Regions from separate parts of the Homo sapiens genome. Here region 2 is linked to region 1. The links are chromatin loops, found by intact Hi-C in ENCODE. Cell type or tissue: Caco-2. All regions are shown on one strand. Each heading gives the region's core, and the rest is flanking DNA. Links, peaks and the distances in the headings are about the cores only. Region 1 has its middle 19 kb from the start of MIR3141. Region 2 has its middle 42 kb from the start of HAND1.

The links. A loop is a pair of places that touch in the nucleus more often than their neighbours do. Peaks named below come from ENCODE experiments on the same cell type or tissue, not always from the same donor. Only the 100,000 strongest peaks of a DNase experiment are listed, where the experiment ranks them.
Region 2: it touches region 1 in a loop (4-fold over the local background); 4 of 110 quality-filtered maps call a loop at or near these places.

The regions. Positions count from the first base shown.
Region 1 is chr5:154,571,483-154,582,595 of GRCh38, forward strand. No RefSeq gene overlaps it. Among named protein-coding and RNA genes, the nearest start is that of MIR3141, 19 kb to the right of the region's middle. RefSeq lists an enhancer at 597-766. In Caco-2, for the core only: no CTCF peak of the experiment used is centred there; DNase peaks (open chromatin) are centred at 5,079 and 6,189.
Region 2 is chr5:154,514,618-154,525,730 of GRCh38, forward strand. No RefSeq gene overlaps it. Among named protein-coding and RNA genes, the nearest start is that of HAND1, 42 kb to the left of the region's middle. RefSeq lists enhancers at 4,702-5,202, 6,392-6,995. In Caco-2, for the core only: a CTCF peak has its summit at 6,485 (motif pointing right); DNase peaks (open chromatin) are centred at 2,694, 6,554 and 9,324.

The DNA.
Region 1 (11,113 bases), core at 1,777-9,776:
AGGAAGGCTGACTGGGGCCTGAGCATGCACTTCTAACACTCTCCCACAAGGCTGATGCTGCTGGTCCATGCACCAGCTTGCAAGTTGAGAGGAGCACACAATACATTTGGTAAAGTCGAGATTCTTCTCCCATGGAATTGTCACTCCCTGCTTATTGCTCAAAATACTCTTAAGTCAGAGCTGCAAGGGAGCTTGGAAAGCATTTGGTCAGAGCTGCTGCTGACAGATGAGGAAAGTGAACCCCACGAGGGGAAGGGGCAGGCCCCAAGCCAGGGAGCTCGAGCCAGAGCATGGCTGGGGGCTCCAGGTTCCTTTTGTTTCCACAGAAGCCCAGAGCTTAGTCAGTTTCAACTGTGGGACTAGCAAAGGCTCTGTGAATGGCTGGGAAAAGCAGCAGCCCCTATAAGGATGACAGGGCCACCAGGCAGAGTGCAGACTCTATGCTAAGCACCATCCAGATGCCTTGCACGCCGACATGCTCTCAGAAAGTCCACACCACAACTCTACACAGCAGAATCATTGACTTCATTTTACACAGAGAAGCCGAGGCTCAGAGAGCAGAGCAGTCTTCCAGAAGCCACACAGCGGGTAAATGGAGAGGTAGCATCAGATCTGTGTGTGAAAGAGCCCCACATCACTGTCTCCTTAACATCCATCCTTCAGAATTTTTGCCTTAATTGTACTTGAACAACGGTTCACTTTCCATAAAGGGAAAACTAGTATCATTTGAAAGATGTATTTTCATTGTAGAAAATACATTCATTGAAAACAGTGTTATTAAAATCTAGCTAAATCTTCACCTGCAGATCCCTAGGCCTGCCCTCTTTGTTAGGAGGGGAGATTAGCAAACATTAGAGAGGTATTAAAGACAAACTAGGCCTGGCACCATAATCCCAGCACTTTGGAAGGCTGAGGCAGGAGGATTGCTTGAGGCCAAGAGTTTGAGACCACCATGGGCAGCATAGCCAGACCCCATCTCTTAAAAAAAATAAAAGAATTAGCTGGGCATGGTGGTGTGCACCTGTCATCCTAGCTAATTAGGAGGTTGAGGCAGAAGGATCACTTGAGCCCAGGAGTTCTAGGCTGCAGTGAGCTGTGATTGTACTATTGCACTCCAGCCTGGGCAACAGAGCCAGACCCTGTCTCTAAATGTGTGTATTTATTTAAATACATAAAACAGACTAGCACCACACTGAGGCTTTCCTTTTAATGAAATTTAAAGGATTGAAAGAATATTGAAGAGAGAATAATTTTGCAGGATATGAGTCTACCTTTTGCATTGCCTTGTGTGAATTTGACCTTTCTTCCATCTCCAGGACAGAACATCTCACACTAAACTACGCTACCTTTAGGTGAGCCAGGTGGTATCAGTCAAGACTGGCTTTCTGGAAAAGGCACCTGGACCAGGTTTCACATCATGGGAGGCCTAAGCTACGGTATCTCTACTTAAAGTTTCTTACTGTCCAGAGAGAGTAGTCCACACCCCTCTCCAGGGGCCTGGGGGTCCAGTCAGCAGGCTGCCTGGAGCCAGGGCACACTCTCTCCCCAAAAGATGACCCACCAGCATGTTTGCCTAATGTGGCCACTTTGGAAACATTGTTTGTTCTTATCCTGCTAAAAACAGCTTCAAAGTGACTCCTGTCTAAACTGTGCCACGATCGATTATCAAATCCCTGACCTGATCGAAACCACAGGGGGACACAGTCATTTGCTTTAATGCAATTAAAGCAAAATATAATCATGTATCCAGGCCAGGGACAAGGGCAGGGCTCTTTAGAAGGTGGGAGGAGAAACCAGCTCTGGATAATTTCTTCTCAGCTCCAAGGTAGCGAGCTTAGACTTCTCCTGCCTCCGTCTCCAAGGCAGCCTTGGGCTTTGCTGCAGAGCCACCAGGTGAGGGTGTCCTGGGCGAAGGGGGAGCTGGGAGAAAGCAGTTTTGGAGTGAGATGTGGAGGAGGGTGGGGATTTGCAGAGCACAGCCAGGAGGAAAGAAGAAAAATGAAAAAGAGGAAGAAATGGTCAGGCGCGGTGGCTCACACCTGTAATCCCAACACTGTGGGAGGCCAAGGTGGGTGGATCACCTGACATCAGGAGTTTGAGACCAGCCTGGCCAGCATGGCGAAACCCCATCTCTACTGAAAATACAAAAATTAGCCGGGTGTGGTGGCACGTGCCTGTAATCCCAGCTACTCAGGAGGCTGAGGCAGGAGAATCACTTGAACCTGGGAGCCAGAGGTTGCAGTGGGCCAAGATCGCACCACTGCACTCCAGCCTGGGCAACAGAGTGAGACTCTGTCTCAAAATAAATAAATAAATAAATAATGTGGGGAGGAAGAAAAAGATCACAGAAAGAGGAGGAAATGGACATAGCCAGCTTGATAATTTTCAGAATCTCTAACAAATCCCCAGCCTCAGGGAGGTTGAGGCTGGCAGGTCTTCCTGAAGGATGGCAGCCTCCCCAGCAGCAGGTGAGGTTGATCCAGCAGGACTTCCATGAGGAGGCACCAGGAAAATGTGTCTTCCCTTCTCAGAGAGCCACATGAGGGAAAAGATCAGGGCGAGGGCTTGCCTTTCCGTCTCCCGGCTTCGGCCCAGCATCCCCGGGCTCTGCAAAGGAGTCAAGTGTCTTCACACCACGCACCTGCCTCTCCCTCAGGGGCAGGCAGGGCTGGCAGGCTTCAAGGGACCCCCTCAGTGCTCACTGCACAGGCTGTCCGGGGGCTCCACACTCTCTGTACCGGTTCTTATGACTGCTGTGACAAAGTACCCCAGACTGGAAGGCTTAAACCACAGTTCTCACCGTTCTGGAGGATAAAAATCTGAGGCCAATATGTTGGCAATGTTGGTTCCTTCTGAGGGCTGTGAGAAAAGGATCTGTTGAGGCCTCTCTCGTCAGCTTGTAGGCTGCTTCTCCCTGTGTTTCCTGATTTCCCCTCATCTTCCTGGGTCTCGACATCATCTTCCCTCTATGCATATCTCTGTGTCCAAACTTCCCCTTCTTATAAGGACTCCAGTCGTACTGGATTGAGGCCCACACTGAGGACCTCATTTTAACTTGATTAGCTCTATGAAGACCCTAGCTCCAAATAAAGGCACATTCTGAGGCACTGGACTGAATAGTGTGTCCCCCCTCAAATTCAGATGTTGAACTTTACCCCTCATTTTAATGGGATGAGAAAATGGGGCCTTTGGGGGGCGATTAGGTCAAGAGGGTAGAGCACTCCTGGATGGGGTTAGTGCCCCCACATAAGAGACCCCGGGGAGTTCCTCCAGCCCTTCCACCATGAGAGGACGCAGCAAGATGGTCGTCCATGAACCAGAAGCGGACCTCACCAGACCCTGAATCTGCCAGTGCCTTAATGTGGACCTCTCAGCTTCCAGAACTTGGAGAAACAAAAGTCTGTAGTTTCAGCCACCCAGTCTATGCCATCCTGAACAGACTAAGGCAGGGCTTCAACATATTAATTTGGTGCGGTGGCGGGCGACACCATTCAGCATATCACACTGTCTGTGGGGAGCTCCCCACTGCTGCCTTGGGGAGGGGAGGAGAGACAACAGTCCTTGGCAATGCTCAGCACTCCCTAGCTCCAAGCCTTGAACAAACCATTTCACTTTCAAGGGCCTTGGCTTGCTCATGTGTGAAATGGACATGGTAGCAACACCAACGCTGGCTGGAGAAGAACGCAATAACACCATGTTTCCGTCCCTTTTACGTTTACTCGGATATCAGAGCTGGAAAGCATCCTTGGAACTCCTGTGCGCTCTCCCTTGCCAAATTTAGGATCCCCCAAAACGGAGAACTGCTTTCCACCTCAGAAGGTCCAGCTCTGACAGCCTTTCTTTCTCCTTCATCTCCTTCTCCTCCTTCTCTTCCTTCTCCTTTTTCTTTCTTCCTTCTTCTCTTTCTTGTTCCTGTTTTATTGATTCCCAAAACTATCATTATTTGTCATTATTGGCTACTGCTTATTAAAGACACTGTACAGACATTGTGCCAAATGCTTTACAATCTTTATCTCATTTTATCCTCACAATAACCTTACAGGATAGGAACTACTAATATTCCCATTTTATAGATGAATAAACTGATGCTCAGAGAGTTTGGGGGAGGCCCAGAGAACAGAGCCAGGAGGCTAATGAGGAAAACTGCAGAAGGCAGACCACAACTCCAAGGAAGAAAGGTCTTCCTCCCAGGCTGCCTGGGGAGGGAGGAAGACGCCCACTCCAGGATGAAAGCAGAGGCTGGATGACGAGATAGCAGAAGTTAAAGAGGAGCTTTTGCACAGAGCTCAGGGGAGGCACTGAACTTGGCAACTTCTCAAATCCCTTTCACCTCCAGACTCCAAGGGTCTCGACCTCAAAGCCCCAGCTGAGGAGAGACTCGCAGGAAAAGAAAGAGACTCTTGCAAACCCTCCCAAGTCAAACCGCCTGGTCGTCTCTCCTAGAGGCACAGCACATAGCAGGTACTAAATAAATATTAAATAAACAAATACATATGTCAATCCACTGCAGTCACAAAAATCTCTGCTATTGCTGTGAGAGCACCATCTGCTGGGAGTGGGCTAAGTTTCTCACCTAGAATATCTCGTTTCATTTCCTCTTCTCCCAAGCCCTTACCGGGTAGGTGCTATTCTTATCCCCGTTTTACAGCTGAGAAAGCTGAGACCCAGTCTGCCTGACTCCAAAGCTCTTAACCACTGTGCTAGCAGATATCAAGCCCCGCCCACAGATTCAATTAACCATTCCAGCAGTCTTGGGTCTCCAGAAACAGCCAGCATACAGTGGGTGTTTAATAATACTTAATGAATCATTGAATTGATCCATGCATCAAACCTAGCCTACTGAGGTAGACATATAACCCAACAAACAACGAAATCTCTGGTTCCATAAGAGTCCCCTAACCCAGTGCCTGGCACACAGTAGGCACTCAATAAATATTTGTGGAAAGAATGGCGCACTGGCCCCTAATGTAAGCTCCTCTGCACATAAATTTCAGCTCCAGGCACTTTGAAGTTCCCCCAGGGGACAGCTGCTTTTCCTGTTATCGATGCCCCCCCAGCCCCTCCTGGCCCCCTGGGCCCATCCAGGCCAGGGACCTGGGGCCGCCACAGCCAGGAGATAAGAATGATGGATGGCCAGCCTCCTGGCTCCACAGAAGCCTGGGGTTTCCTGGGAGCGGGAGACAGTCTAGTGATTCCAAAGCCCCTCGGAATTCGAGAGGAGAGAGCTCAAGGAGGGGGTGGAGGCAGCGGCAGAGGCATCCCTATCTCCTCAGAGATGCTGGACCCGACAGGAGGTTTCAGCACCCCCCCGGCTGCCTTGATCTCCTTCCATGTTGACAAGGCTTCCTTTCAGCATGTGCTGAACACCAGGACCCATCACTGGAGCTTCCAGTGGGAGAGGGGAAGATGGCACCCCCTCTCCCCTCCTCTCCTTTCCTCCTCCCAACTGCCAGAATCTGGAAGCAGGGCAGGCTTCCTTCCCAGTTTGTAATTCAGGCCCTGTCATTAATTGAGCCCTTGGCAAATTAAAAAGTCACAATATCTGAGCCTCAGTTTCCCCATTTGCAAAATAAGCACTGGGGGAGGTGTTCCCTTCCAGCTCTGCTGAGGCAGGATTCTAAGTAGCTAAGGAGGAAACCTGCTGTGTGGCTGAAAGTAGTGGCTGCTGCCTAGATGGGGAGGCCAGGCTTGCTCTTGGACTCAGGCAATAATAAACATGGGTTTGTTTAATTTAAAATCTCTGATCCCCAAACTGAGATGCTTCCTAACTTTGGGTAGAACCTGACCATGTTAGATTTTGAAGGACTCCAAGAAATTGAAACCTATTATTTTTGTCCTTCCCTTCTCTCTGGACCTAAGTTTATTTTAAATTTTTAAAAAAATTATTTTAACTGCCAACAATACTTGAATGTGTCTTCCTTATTTTAAAAAAAAAACATGCTGATGAAGTTAAAATGCTCTAGACAAGTCTCATCCTAATCTATTCCCCTCTCTTTCCAAAGGTCACACCATCATTTGGGGATGTATCCCCAACACTTCCACAGCACCTCTTCATATGCCTGTCTACCCAGAGACTGACACACACAGACTTGTCCTGTAGGAAATGGGATTTTATTAAAGGAGTCATCTCACACTGGGTGTGGCACCTTCCTTCCACCACTCACTCCTGGGGCCTGGAGACCCACCCATGCTGGGACACCGGGATCTGTCACCTTTCACCTACCTGGAATGCAGCTCAAGACAGGGTGGACCTGCCTTCCAGGTAAGCTCCAAGAGAGTGGAAACTTGGTCTATTTTGTTCACCACTGATTCCCAATGTCTAAAACAGGGCCTGGCAATAGTTACTCAATAACTACTGAATGAATGAATGAAGAGATGAATAAATGAATGATTCAATGCATTTAACCCACCCACTCCTGGTGGATATGTCAATTGCTTCTATTAATAACTTTTTGGGCCGAGCGTGGTGGCTCATGCCTATAATCCCAGCACTTTGGGAGGCAAAGGCGGGCAGATCACTTGAGGTCAGGAATTTGAAACCAGCCTGGCCAACATGGTGAAACCCCATCTTTACTGAAAATAAAAAAATTAGCTAGGCATGGTTGCACGTGCCTGTAATCCCAGCTACTCAGGAGGCTGAGACAGGAGAATCACTTGAACCCGGGAGACAGGGTTTGCAGTGAGCCAAGATCACGCCACTGCGCTCCAGCCTGGGCGACAGAGCAAGACTCCATCTCAAAAAATAATAATAATAATACCTTTTCACCAACACAAACACAAGTGTCCCTGAATATGCCTCTCTGTGTTCATTTTTGAGGAGCTATAACATGTGGGGGCTCCCCTAGGGCCCCAAAGGGCATTGTTTGAAATCCTCTGGTTAGGCCAAAGCCTTCATTTCACAGGTGAGCACAGGGAGACCAGGTTGGGCAAACATCTTGCCCCAAGGTCACCTAGCACATCAGGGACTGAATGAATGGAACTTTGGGGTTACTGTGAATTTCTCTTCCTTCACTCTCTTAGTGCTTACACTTTCTCTCTCCCACCACCCTACTCCACCCCAAAACTCCAGCCTATGTACCTCAGGAGGGGTGACTTTAGGGGCAGAAGTCTCATTCACTCACATAGAGAAGGAAGCTCCTACAGCATCAGGTGTCCAGGGTTTTAATCCCAGTGCCAAAGCATTTCTTTTCCTCCCTGAGCTTCCATTTCCCTAACCTGTAAAATTGGCCTAATGATGCTTGCCTAACTCTTGAAGTGAGGACAAGAAAGAGTTTGTAAAATGGAGAACAGGGATAAAAATCTAAGAGAGGGCTAGTTCAGTTTAAAATGTAGAATTTTGGCCGGGCATGGTGGCTCATGCCTGAAATCCCAGCACTTTGGGAGGCCGAGGCGGGTGGATCATCTGAGGTCAGTAGTTCAAGGCCAGCCTGGCCAACATGGCAAAACCCCATCTCTACAAAAAATAGAAAAATAAGCCAGGTGTGGTGGCACGCATCTGTAGTCCCAGCTAGTTGGGAGGCTGAGACACAAGAATCACTTGAACACAGGAGGCGGAGGTTGTAGTGACCCAAGATCGCAAGGCCCTGTAAAAAAAAAAAAAAAGGATTTTGAAAAAACAAATTTCAGGCTGGACACTGTGGCTCACGCCTGTAATCCCAGCGCTTTGGGAAGCCGAGGCAGGTGGATTGCTCGAGCCCAGATGGAGACCAGCCTAGGCAATATGGTGAAACCCTGTCTCTATCAAAAAACATAAAAATTAGGCAGGCGTGGTAGCCTGTGCCTGTAGTCCCAGCTACTCTGGAGGCTAACTAAGGTGAGAGGATAGCTTGAGCCTGAAGGGCAGGGCTGCAGTGAGCCATGATCATGCCACTGCACTCCAGTCTGGGCGAAAGAGCAAGACCCTGTCTCAAAACAAACCCAAAACAAAATTCAGGTTAAAAGATAAGGTATGTTTCTACCTTTATAAAAAGGAAAAAATGTGTGTGTATATATATACATAAACATACAATTATATACATAAAATTATATATAATTTACATAATTATATAATTTATATTTGAATGTTTGTATAAGTACAGAAAAAGTGATAGCAGTTACCAACTGCAGAGGAAGAAAGGGAAGGCTATTTTCTTTCTTTCTTTTTTTATTTTATTTTATATTTGAGACGGAGTCTCATTCTGTCACCCAGGCTGGAGTGCAATGGTGTGATCTCGGCTCACTGCAAACTCTGCTCCCAGGTTCAAGCAATTCTCCCTGCCTCAGCCTCCTGAGTAGCTGGGATTATAGGTGCCTGCCACCACACCTGACTAATTTTTGTATTTTTTAGTAGAGATGGGGTTTCGCCACATTGACCAGGCTGGCCTTGAACTCCTGACCTCAGGTGATCCACCTTCCTCGACCTCCCAGAGTGCTGGGATTACAGGCGTGAGCCACCTCGCCCAGCCCCAGGAAGGCTATTTTCTAAGTTTTCTTGTTACATTCGCTTTTGTTTGCTTTGGTGCAAGCTTGACAAAACAAAAGACATATTTATATATTAAGTATGTAACCTCAAAAACTCAAAAGTAACAAGACGAATACTGCTCTAGAAAAAAAAAAGCAAAGGCCACAAATAATCCATTTACAGAAGTAAAAATACAAATAGTGAAACAAAAAAAATAGTTAAATCTTAGAAGGATCAAATAGAAGCAAATTAAAAAAATAAAATTATCTTTTGCCTATCAAATTGTAAGAAGTGATATTAAAGGCCAGTGTTTTCACTTTGGGTACTGGTGATGGAGATTAGCTGGAAGGTGGGGACCCCGCGCCCCTCACAGTGATGACATGTCCTTCCTGTGCTGCCCCCCAGCACTCTGATAGAGCCATCTCGAGGCCAAGGAGAGATGACAGGTCAGTCTCCGTTTCCCTCGGCTTCCACCTCCTTCCCATTATAGAGACCAACTGTGGCGTCCTCTGGCCCGCTGCCCCAGCCAGAAACACTCTACCCTCATCAGACCTAAATCCCCCTTCCTCTGATAAAAGAGTCCTGTATCCTGTGACACAACCAGAAATGATTGGTAAGGTGCCTGGTACATGAAGACCATCCCCAGAGGAATCCTTCCCAAAGGAATTGCTAGATTCAGAACAGAGAATCCAGTCGCGGGGTCAGAGGTCATCTCTGTTAAGCCTCTGCCTCTAGGCAAAACTACCCCCAACGGTTTTATTTTGGTAGGTTTTTATGAAAATACAATAGCACACTAGGAAAAGCCATTAGCAGTCATCTGGCCCCATAAGTTTATTTTATATAAGGGGAAACAGGAATAGGACGGCTATGAGAAACCCAAATCACACAGATGAAGCTGCATTTAGAAGCAAGGTCCCTTGACTCCCAGTCCAGTGCTCTTTCTGCTCAGACTCATTGAGACCACATCTTTTTTTGTTCGATAGGTCTGTTCCCTTAATCCCTGTGTATCAAAATCTATCTCCTTGGTTATGGCTAAAAATCTTGCTTGTCCATTTGGGGAAGGAAGAGTTCCTGAGGTTTTATACATTCATAGTGTAGATCATATATTTAAAAGGAGAAAAGATATAGTTCTGATACAGTAATAATAAATAGCTTTTTTTTTTCAAACAGGATCTTGCTTTGTTGCCCAGGCTGAAGTGCAGGGGCTCAATCATAGCTTACTGCAGCCTCAACCTGCCAGGCTCTAGCAATACTCCTGTCCTCCTGCCTCAGCCTCTCAAGTAGCTGGGGTGACAGATGCTTGCCACCACATCTTATTTTTTTTTTTTTTTTAATTTTTAGTAGAGATGAGGTCTCACTATTTTTCCCCGGCTGGTCTCAAACTCCTGGGCTCAAACAATCCTCCTGCCTCAACTTCCCAAAGTGCTGGGATAACAGGCATGAACCACCACATCCGGCATAAATAGCATTAGTTTAAAAACAGTAAATATCTGAGAAACCAAGACAGGAGGATCACTTGAGGCCAGGAGTTTGATATCAGCCTGGGCGACGTAGCGAAACTGACTCTACAAAAGAAAAATAAATAAAAACCAAAACCTGGCGTGGTGGCCCATGCTTATAGTCCCAGCTACTTGTGAGGCTGAGGCAGGAGGATCGCTTGAGTCCAGGAGTTTGAGGTTACAGCGAGCTATAACTGCACCCCAGCCTGGGCAACAGAGCGAGACTCTGCCTCAAAACAAAACAAAACAAAACAAAACAAAACAAAAATGTAAGTATCAATCAAGAAGTAATAAAATTAAAAATCATTTAAAATAATAAAAAATTGTTAAATAAAAAATAAAATTCCCCTGATTCTATCATAGCATACAAATGCAAAACCCAGGGGTCTATTAACATGCTTGGCACACTGCCTTTGTGTTTATTTCACCTGGCACATCCCCTTGACCAAGATCTGCTTAGAGGGAGACGAAGGAAGCGGGAAAGACACACCAGGCAGGAATGGAATCTCTATGTATCCCAGGAGTCATTCTGAATACTTACCTACCTCCTGCCTGAAAATGTGTCTTAGTGTTAAGCAGATACTATTTTAAAATTCTTAAGAAAAGGCTATAAAATGGTGATTAAAAGTAGGCGTAGGCAAATGTTTTTGGTAAATAGCCAGAGAGCAAATATTTCCAACTTTGTGAGTCCCAGCGTCTGTTTGCAGTGAGTCAGCTCTACTATTCTAGTTCAAAAGCAGTCAGGGACAATACATAAACAAATGAGCATGGCTGTTTTCAATAAAACTTTATTCACAAAAATAAGCTGTGGGTAGGATTTGGCCCACAGGCAATAATTTACCAACTCCTGGTTAAGAGTATGGGCTTGGGACTCAGACTTGAATTGAAATTCCAGTTCTTCACTTGTGAGACCCTGAGCAACTGGTATAATCATTCGAGACTAGGATGCAGCTCATTGTACCTGGTTATAGAGCAGCTAGCTACTCAGTGGGACATCACTCAGTTCAGGCACGTTGTAAGTGCTCAGTAAGTGGGATTAGACAGATAAGCTACATCCCCCTTGGATAAAGGAGACCTGGGTTCTGGTTCTTTTGTTTGTTTTTTGAGATAGGGTCTCCCTCTGTCACCCAGGCTGGAGTGCAGTGGTGCAATCTTGGCTCACTGCAACCTCTGC
Region 2 (11,113 bases), core at 1,886-9,885, 57 kb before region 1:
CTGGGTTAGTCTCTGTCAGCCTTCCCAGCCTGCAACATCATGCTGCCACCACACTGAGCCATAAAAGACCCTTCCCCGTTGCTTGGCCCTCAGCACAAACTGCCATGTATATGCACATCCCTCTCTACACCGAGGGCTCCATGGGGCCAAGTTACCAGTGAAGTCCCTTGCCTCCTGAACATTCCAGGCATCATCTAAAGGCAACACGCTGGGTGGCAGCTCTGCCAAGTCCCTGGAGCCTCCAACTGCAAAAGCAAGAGTTTTGTCAGCGAAGTTGTTCTCTCATTTGCCTTTTCACCTTCCTGGGTTCAGAGCACTGGTCTGGAGCCAATGTATCCAGACCTTCATCTCACTCTGCACCAGTTGGTTCTGGGAGTGCAGATAAGCCCCTCCCTCTGTGAGTCCCCCTTTCCTCTTCTGTAAAATGCAGAAATTGGCTCACAGTGTTCTCCCAGAAAGTGGCTCAAAATATTCTCCCAGAATGCCCTGGCTTTGATTTCCATCTGGCTACTTCAACTGATATTCATTTATCCAGCCACCCATCCTTCCACCATCCAATAATTTTTCTTTTTTTTTTTTTGTATGTATTCTTTTCTTTTATTTCAATGTAACGTGCTTGCATGTGGCAAAATTTTCAGCGTAGGGGTTAGAAAGTGAACACCTCTCGGCTGGGTGCAGTGGCTCATGCCTGTAATCCCAGCACTCTGGAAGGCCCAGGCGGGTGGATCACGAGGTTGTGAGTTCGAGACCAGCCTGGCCAAGATGGTGAAACCCCGTCTCTACTAAAAACACAACAATTAGCCGGGCGTGGCGGTGGGCACCTGTAATCCCAGCTACTCAGGAGGCTGAGGCAGAGAATTGCTTGAACCTGGGAGGCAGAGGTTGCGGTGAGCCAAGATTACGCCACTGCACTCTAGCCTGGGTGACAGAGCAAGACTCTGTCACAGAAAAAAAAAAGAAAAGAAAAAAAAAAAGAAAGTGAATACCCCTCTTAGTCACAGCCTCTAGGTTAGTGATTTCTAAACAGGGTTTCAGGGAGAGCAGGGGTTCCCCTCAGAGAACATTTGGCAATGTCTGGAGACATTTCTGGTTGTCACAGCTGGGGTTGGAGAGTGTGCTACTACTGTCATCTAACGGATACCTGCCAGGGGTTTCACAATGTTGGCCAGGTTGGTCTCGAACTCCTGACCTCATGTGATCTGCCTACCTTGGCCTCCCGAAGTGCTGGGATTACAGGCGTTAGCCACCAATCCCAGCCACAAGTGTGTATATTTTAAAAACCCAAATAGGCTCCAACTGCAGTTTTCTTTATTCCTTTTTAAATTTTTTTTATTTTATTTTTGAGACAGAGTCTCATTCTCTCACCCAGGCCTGGAGTGCAATGGCACAATCTCGGCTCCCTGAAACCTCCGCATCCCAGGTTCAAGCGATCCTCCTACCTCAGCCTCCAGAGTAGCTGGGACTACAGGCGCCTGCCACCACACCTGGCCCTCTTTATTCCTTTAATAACACTGGCAGTGACATTTCAAACACTTAGGAGCTTGCTGCTAGAATCATATTGCCTAAATTTATTTATTTATTTATTTATTTATTTATTTATTGAGATGGTGTTTCGCTCTTGTCGCCCAGGCTGGAGTGCAGTGGTGCAATCTTGGCTCACTGCAACCACGGCCTCCTGGGTTCAAGTTATTCTCCTGCCTCAGCCTCCCATGTAGCTGGCATTACAGGTACCCACCACCATGCCTGGCTAATTTTTGTATTTTTAGTAGAGGTGGGGTTTCGCCATGTTGGCCAAGCTGTTCTCGAACTCCTGACTTCGGGTGATCCTCCTGCCTCAGCCTCCCAAAGTGCTGGGATTACAGGCGTGAGCCACCGCACCCGGCCAGGTTGCCTAAATTTAAATGCTGGTATCACCACTTACTAGATGTATGGCCTAATCCCTCCATACCTCCATGTCTTCATCTGCAGAGTGGGGATGATTATAGTACTTACCACATGGCATCACATGGGATTAGTTATTTATTATGTGCGTTCCTTTGTATCTGGCTGGAGGTGGCAGCAGATCACTGTGCTCACTGCAGAGATGAGGACACTGAGACTCAGAGTCAGGCAGTGACTTGACACAGCCTGTCCAGTAAGTCAGTGGCACTTGGTGCTAGCTCAGGGCTCTCTCCAGTGTAAGCAGCACTTCTGATAAAGGTATGTTTTTTTTGGCCCGGTGTGGTGGTTCATGCCTGTAGTCCCAGCACTTTGGGAGGCTGAGGCAGGAGGATCGCTTGAGCCCAGGAGTTTGAGACCAGCCTGGGCAACATGGCAAAATCCTGTCTCTACAAAAAATTTAAGAATTAGCCAGGCGTGGTAACCCATGCCTGTAGTCCTAGCTGGTCAGGAAGTTGCGGCAGGAGGGTTGCTTGAGCCAGGAAGGTTGAGACTGCAGTGAGCCATGATGGTGCCACTGCGCTCCAGCCCAGTTGACGGAGCGAAAGCCTGCCTCAAAAAAAAAGTATATTTTTTGCTTATTTGTTTGCTTTATTCTGTTTTGTTTTGGGGAAAGATCCAGAAGACAGCAGGCCATCAGCTCTGTGCTACAGGGTAGCAGAGAGTTCTGCGTCAGGCCTCAGGGCATCTTGGCAGACACCTCCCTGTCCCCAGTTCCCAGTCTCCCTCCCCACTGTGGCTCAGCCTGGCTCTCCACTAGGCCGGGAGCAGGCTCTGCCTTATCTCCAGACGCCTGTTATCTGCACACCCATCTGTGGACAAATGGCCAGCCGGCTGGCTCCTGGGCACCCCTGCCTAGAGGGGAGTCCGCCTCTCAGGCCTGTGTCTGGCAATTTGGGCTGGAGCCCAAGGTGGGGGGTCTCCCAATGGAGGAGGCCCCGCTCAGCCCTACCCCTGGGGCTTTAAGCCCTAAAATGATGCTGCTTAGACATTCCATTCATGGGACAGGAATCCGGGCCAGGAAAACCATCCCATCCCACCATCCTTCCCTCACTTCGTTTCACATCAGGCTCTGTAAGGTGGGTAAGGGCCGCAATTGTCATTCCCATTGAGCAAATGGAGAAACTGAAGCTAAGTGAGGAGCTGTGTTGTGTTGCAGGTCACAGAGCAAAACAGCAGCCTTTCAGGGACTAGAACCTAGGCCCCTTAGCTCCCATCCTAGCCTCCAAGAAGGAGAACTCGCAGACCTCATGCTCCAGGCCCCACCCTGCCATAGATGCCAGGGGCAGGGGCACAGTCATGTCCATTCTTTGGGCCTTAGTTTCTTCACCTCTCAAGCAGAGATAAAAGTGGGTGACAGGGAGGAGCCTGTCCTTAGCTCCAGAAGGCCAGGGAAGCAGCAGGCAGAGTCGGGCAGGGCGTGAAGCACGTGGGGCTCTGGGCTCACCCTGCTGGGGCTCAAGTCCCACTTTCCCCGCTTATCTCAGTGTGACTTTGAGCAATCACTTGACCTCCCTCTCTGTGCATTGGTTTCCCCATATGAAAAAAACAGGGGAAGAACAACACGAGTCAACCTCCATGAAGTGCATAGCACGTAATGAGTGCTCATAAGTGTGAGTTACTGTTGTTTTTGTTCGCAGGAGAATATGGCGTAGTAATTACAGTATTGGGGTTGACGAACTGGCTGTGCTGTGTGACCTTGGGCAACTGACTTAACATCTCTGAGCCTCTGTTTTCTCATCTGTAAAACAGGGGCAGTGTGTCTTTGAGGCTCTAGTGAGGGTCTTGGCACAGATTGTGGCCCCATTGGCTGGGGTGAAGCTGGGAGCTGCCAGTGACCTGCAGGGAGGGGTGCCTGCCTGAAAGATGGAGACAGCCTGCAGGCCTTTGTTTACAGAGCCCATCTCTCCTCTGATGGATGCGGCCAGCAGAAGTCTGTTTGCAAGTTTCTCCTGGAAACATGAATCAAGGTCTGTTTGGAGAACACGTGCGCTCCTCTGTCAAACATTCCACCCGTGCTGGGGCCACAGAGCCTTGAGAGCAGAGTGGGTCCCAGATTGTCCCCAGAGATAGGGGATAGGCCAGGATACCCAGCCCCTCCGGCCAGGCTTCAGAGGGGACAGCCTGGGCTCCGAGACAGATGCCCTCCCTGGCCTCAAGGAGCTCTCTAGAAAGCAAGATAAGACCCGGACTCGACCAGAAAACAGGGAGAGATAAGGACCCATCTGCTTCCACTCTTGTCCCCTCTGATCCTCCACAGCAGCCCTGAGTGATCTTTTTAAAATGTAAATTTCATGGCTCACTCCTGCTCACAACCCTCTGTGACTTCTTTAGTAGTTGAATCAAAATCTGATTCCAGGCCGGGCTTGGTGGCTCACACCTGTTTAATACCAGCACTTTTGGAGGCTGAGGTGAGCTGATCACTTGAGGTCAGGAGTTCGAGACCTGCCTGGCCAACATGGGGAAACTCTGTCTCCACTGAAAATATAAAAATTAGCCAGGCATGGTGACAAATGCCTGTAGTCCCAGCTACACGGGAGGCTGAGGCAGGAGAATCACTTGAACTCATGAGGCAGAAATTGCAGTGAGCCGAAATCGTGCCACTGCACTCCAGCCTGGGTAACAGAGCGAGACTCCGTCTCAAAAAAAAATTTCAGATTCCTTAAACATGGTCTTGGAGGTCAAGTGGGATCTCACCCCTGCCTGCCAGTGGGACGCCAGCTCCCAGCCCCTCTCCCCTTGCCACACTGGTTTTCTTCCAGCTCCTCAAGCAAGCCTACCTCATGCCCTTCCCAGCCCTTCCCACAGGTGCTCCCTTCTCCCTGCCCCATCCAGGTGGCCCTTCTCACACTCAAGCTGAGCTTGGCCTCCCTGACCACCCCTTGTCACAGCACCTTACTCTTGCCTGGGTGGCCAACATCAAATTTGTAATGATGTGTGTATCTGTGTGTGTACACGCTCAGTCTCTGGGTGGGGCCAGGGTCACACATCAGTGCATGCTCAGCCCCTGGCACAATGCCTGCCACATAGAAGGCTCTGTACAAATATTTATTTAATGAATGAGTAACTGACCAGGAGGAGGACTGATCTTATTCTTGAGGTCAGTCTTATTATCTTATTATTCGGCTCACTGCAATTTCTTGAGGTCAGAAAATGGACAGTCATATCCAGTAGAGAGGAAATCAGAGAAGATGTTTTGGGGAAATTGGCACTAAAGCTGGGTTGTGATACTCGGGAAGACTTTGACTGGTGGAGAGGAGAAAAGGAGAGTGTAGTGTTTAGGCTATGGGTAGGCACTGAGTTGAGGAAAGGCAGCAATGTGAGGTGCTGAGACCCTAGGCTGCAAATGCAGCCACCTGGGGCAAGTCTCTTCAATCTTTTGAACCTCAGTTTCTCTATCTGAAATATGGGGATGATGATATCAACTTCCTAGACAGAGCATATGAGGAGGAAATAAAGCTTTTCATCAGGGCTCAAATTGCAAGTATCATGATTACACATTTTTATTTCACCACCATGCCAATCTGAAGATAGGGGTATTATTGTCTGCATTTTCCCCTGATACTAAATTTATTTTATTTATTTATTGGAGATGGTGTCTCACTATGTCACTCCGGCTGGAGTGCAGTCACTCTTCTCAGGTACAATCACAGCGCACTGCGGCCTGGAACTGCTGGGCTCAAGCTATCTTCTTGTCTCAGCCTCCCAAGCAGCTTGGACCGCTTGGGTATGTAGTGGTGCACTTGACCTCCAGATGTACACCGCTGACCTCGGCTATATTTATTTTTAATGCTACATATTTTTTAAACATTGAAACTATCTCAAATTTATAGACAAGCTGCAAGCATGGTACATAGAAGTGCTTTTCCCCCAAATGCTTTGAGAATAAGTTGCGGATATGATGCCCCAACTCACCTGAACATCTTTGTGTTTATTTTCAATAAACAAGGACAATCTCTTACAAACCGTAATACAGCCATCACCATCAGGAAATTAATATCGACACATTCCTACCATCGAATCCTCAGATCCCCTACAAGATTCTCACTGGGTTAGAACAACGTGCTGTGTTTAGTTGCCACATTCTTTGGTTTCCTTCAAACAAGTCCTCAAACTTTCTCTGAATTTTGTGATCTTGACATTTTGGAGCTCACTGGCCAACTAGCTTGAAGAATGGGCCTTAATTGGGTTTCGTTTGATGATTAGGGCCAGGCTACGCATCTTTGGCAGGAACACCACGGTCATTTCTTCTGTCTGCATTGTTTCCAGGTAAGGAAACCAAGAAGGTGGGAAAGGAAATGTGAAATGGCCTCTGAAAAATCCTGAGGTGGGAAAGTATGTGGCATATCCTACTTTAAGTCCTTTCTGCTGCAAGGATGTCCTCATTTGCTAGATTTTCACTGCAGCTGATCCTGGCCAGAACCCTCCTGACATCAGGGAAGAGGCTAGAAGGGGTTAGGGGCTTTTTAGAAGTTGTGGGCGGTGGGTGGGGGAGTGGAGAGGGGTGCCGCACTTTCCCCAAGAGACGAGGGCGCTGAGCTCCCGGTATCCTCTAGGTGGCGCACAATTCTCTGGGGAAAAGGAGAATTCCAGGTGAACTAATTCCACGGGAAGAAGGGTTGGTTTGGGAGGGGCTAAGCCCTGCCTACGGGCTCCTGTAGGGGAATCAGCTCCCCATCCCCCTGCTCCCTCCAGAGCAGCGCCCAGCATTCAATCATTCGCTCGCATTTATTTGTCTCCCGCCTGCCTGTGGCCAAGACTTGCCATTTGTAGGTCACAGCACAAAGCGGAGGAGGGCAGGGTTGTCTGACTTGGAGCTCAGGAAACCTCGGCTTGGGGCTGGTTTTGCATCTGAGTTGCTGTAAGACTTAGCACCTTTCTGGGTCTCAGTCGTTCCAACAGTTCAAAAAAGTGAGGATGGCCGGGCGCGGTGGCTTACGCCTGTAATCGCAGCAGTTTAGGAGGCCAAAGCGGGCGGATCTCGAGGTCAGGAGTTCAAGACCAGCCTGGCAAAGAGGGTGAAATCCCATCTCTACTAAAAATACAAAAAATTCGCCGGGCGTGGTCGCAGGCGCCTGTAATCCCAGCTACTCGGGAGGCCGAGGCAGAGAATTGCTTGAACCCGGGAGGCAGAGCTTGCAGTGAGCCGAGATCGCGCCACTGCACTCCAGCCTGGGCGACAGAGTAAGACTCCGTCTCAAAAAAAAAAGTGAGGATGTCAGCTTGGCTAGATTATAGTCCTGCTTCATCACCCAACCCCCAACCCCTATCTGTCTCCATCTTGAGCCCACCCTGGCCCCAGACTCCTCCTCTGTCCCATAAGAAAGGATTAAAATCTCACAAACTGATGAGAATGAAGTGTGAAAGGGCCTACAGGGTTTGAATGAGGGGGGAGGGGCTGACGCTTCAGAGCTAGCTCTACCCCCACAAAGGGGAGGTGGGGGGAGGGAGCTGGAAGGCTTGGAGGGACCTATCTTCCTCCACCCAACTCCCAGAGCTAAGCAGTACCGTGGCCCCCCACTCTTCCAGTGCTGCTGGCCTATGGCTTGCTTATCAGGGGTGGCACCCCCACTAATGCAGCACGGGGTGTCCAGGGACTGAGATCGGCTCTCGAGTTCCCCTGTGGCCACAAACTGTCCTCTGGACAGTTGACTTGCTTGGCGGTGCCTCATTTTCTTTATCTGTAAAACGGGCCAAAACCACTTTTGTCACAGAGTGACATCCTTGCAACAGCCATACTGCTGTTTAAAATCTTCCATCTGCTTCTCCTTCCTGCAGGGCAGGTGTAAAGAAGGCCTGGGGTGACCCAGCATCCTGACTTGGAGAAGATCCTATGGGGGAAGAGGGCCATGGAGTGGTCATCGCAGATAAGGGGCCCTTTGGTGCTTTCTGTCCCATGTGCGCTAATAATTCTTCAGCCACAGACAGCATCTTGCGACATCCAAAGTACTCTCATATCCATGACTTTATGTGACCCTCACATTCTACCTTGATTGGTGGGAAACTGAGGCTGGTAAAAGGAGATGTGACTTGCCCAAGATCACACATCCAGCCAGCAGCCAAGTCAAGCTGTAGAGTGCAGTGGATAAGAGGATGGTATCAGGCCATCCTGGCTCTGCTGTGCTTAAGCCGTGTGGCCTTAGGCATGTCATTTCACCTCCCTGAGCCTCGGCTTCTTCATTTATCAGTAGGAATAGTGCAGAATTGTTCTGAGGGTTAAATAAAACAAACAGAGTGACATACTGGGTGCCATCCTGGTTTTGGTAACATTCAGAGCCAAAACACACCTTTCTTGGTTCTAAGTGACTATATCTGGGGAGTGGGGACTTGTCTTTTTTTCCTCCTACATCTTGCATCTCGCTGGTATGATTTCCATGTCCCATCACATCAGTCTCTTCCCCAGGTCTTCCAGGCTCCACTGTCAGCACTAAGAAGTCAGGGATTGGGTGTGGCTTGCTCCCCGCTGTAAGCCCAGCACATAGCACAGCACCTTACACTGAGTGAGAATAATGGCTCATATTTTAAGTGCTCGCTGTGTGCCACTCCTGTGCTAAGCACTTTCTCTGCCTCTTTTCATTTAATCCTCACAATTCTACAATGTAGGAGGTATGATTCTCATCCCCATCACAGCAGTGATGGAACTGGTATCAGAAAGGGAAAGCAACCAGCTCAGCAGAGCCAGGCATGTCTGTGCGACTCCAACACTCAACCGCACGGCAGGCTCAGCAGCTGTTCTCTGCTTATAAAGCACATGGCGCCTGGCACATTGGTCACCCTCAATCCATGGCATTGGATCTTTGTCACCTGACTGTCATCATCCCTTCTGACTCTCAGTCCCTCCTCTGAACAACAGCTGTGTGTTGGCCCCATTCATGTCCCACCAATGCCCAGTCCTTTAGGGGGCTCCCCAGCTAGCCAAGGTGACCCCATGCTAACATTTCCCAAGCTCTTTCCTCAAATTTTATCTCCATCATCAATGACCAACTCCTCTGTGTCAGAGGCAAACAGCTCCCACCCGTATTTATTTCACCCCAGCTTTGTCTATTTATAGGAAGCTGGCTTGTCCTGACGCTGTTTCTGTTAACAAGGCAGGCATCTCAGCCAACTGGGCAGAAAAGCAGCAGAAACCTTCAGTCCTGCCCATAAAGGCCCCAGAAATGTCTCTGCCTCCAGAGGTTTTTGAGAAACTGCTGCAAGGGGAATTATGAGTGTAAACTTGCCCCCTCCCTCTGCCCGCCCCCCAGCCCTCTCATCTGGACAATAACAGCTCCCATCTCATCTCTGAGAAACCATTCCCGAAGGTTCCAGCTGAGTGCAGGATTAGGCCTCAGGGTGGCAATTAGCTGATAAGGCGATGACTTCACCCAGAGCAGAGAGAGCCTGGCTAGCTGGAGCCTGTCCCTGCAGGACACCCTGCCCTGGGCCTCTCTCCCTGGACTTAGAGACAGGAACCCTGGCCCAAGGCTTGGGGAAGTCTCTTCCCCTCTCTGGACCTCTGATTGCCCCTGTGTGAAATGGAGCATGTTCTGACCTTCACAGGCTTGTGGGAAGCTCCAGTAAAATAAGAAATAAGATCTTGCTCAGAAAGAATCCCTGGCAGCAGTGCATTGCTGACCATAGACAACCATAGAACTGGAGCCTTTTCTGGAATATTCCTGAAGGAACAAAGAAAAGAGGCACTGGCCAGGGAATCAGGTGGACCTGAGTTTCTGAGCACAGGCCCTGTGTTCACCAGCTGTGTGCTCTCAAGCAGGCTGCCTCCCTTTCCTCTCTGTAAAATGGGACAGTGTTTGTGCCTTGTCTTCCTCGCACATGGTTTTGAGATGCAGAGATAACTGAGGAAGGAGAGCTGAGCGGATAAGATCACAGGTTTCAGAGCATGTGGGCCTGGCTTCGAGTGCCTGTTTGACCCCTTACTAACTGTGTGCCTTTATGTTGATGGCTTGTATAAGACCTCGGTTCTTGTCTTCTTAGTTTAAAAGAATTTAAACAAGAGACACCCAGCAAAGGAGGTGAATCATAGAGTAATTTCTCGAAAAATAAAAAGATATTTTGCAGGTGGATCACTTGAGATCGGGAGGTCAAGACCAGCCTGGCCAACATGGTGAAACCCCATCTCTACTAAAAATCAAAAATTAGCTGGTTGTGATGGCACGTGCCAGCTCCTCAGGAGGCTGAGGCAGAAGAATTGCTTAAACCCGGGAAGTGGAGGTTGCAGTAAGCCAAGATCATGCCACTACACTGCAGGCTGGGCGACAGAGCAAAACTCTGTCTAAAAAAAAAAAGCAGATTCCTTAAAAATGACCTGGGAGATAAAGTGGGATCTTGCCCCTGCCTGCCACTGGGACCCCAGCTCCCAACCCCTCTCCCCTTGCCACACTGGTTTTCTTCTCTGTCTGAAAAAAGAGAAAAGAAAAAAAGAAAAAGAATATTTTGAAAGGTCAGGGTGGGCTGCTCACGAGGATGAGTCAGCCAAGACTGGCACTAGGGAAGCTCCCTTTACAGGAATCTTCCAGCATTATTCATAAGGAGGTAGGAAGAGGTGTTACTATTATAGTAAGCATGTTCTGGGTGGTCTCTGGGTGCACATGCTCAGTAGCCACACATACTTTTTCATACGTAGCCTGTACAGTTCATTAGCATCTTAAATCTCCACCCAGGGGTGTGTTTTTACTATTATAATGAGCAAAGGGTCAGTCTGAGGACAGGTAAAATCAAAATGTGCATGCTGTCTGGAGGAGAAAGTCCCTACTGAATATAGCTTCAGTAGCCCAGCTAATTTTTGTATTTTTAGTAGAGACAGGGATTCATCATGTTGTTCAGGATGGTCTTGATCTCTTGACCTCGTGATCCGCCCGCCTCAGCCTCCCAAAGTGCTGGGATTACAGGCATGAGCCACCGCTCCCAGCTGAAGAAAGGTGTCTTTCTATCCACGGCCCTCTGCCCCTTCTTTGCCTAATGTTGAGGTGGAATGTTGGTCATGAAGGCAGCTTACCAGCTGTGTGATCCTGGTCAAGTTAGTTAACCTCTCTGTGCCGTGCTTTTTCTTTATCTGGAAAATGAAATGATAATATGCACATCTACCTCATAGTTATCTGAGGACTAAATGTGTTAGTAAATTTAAAGTGCTTAAAACAGTACCTAACATCAGAGTGCTCTGCACACATTAGCTTTT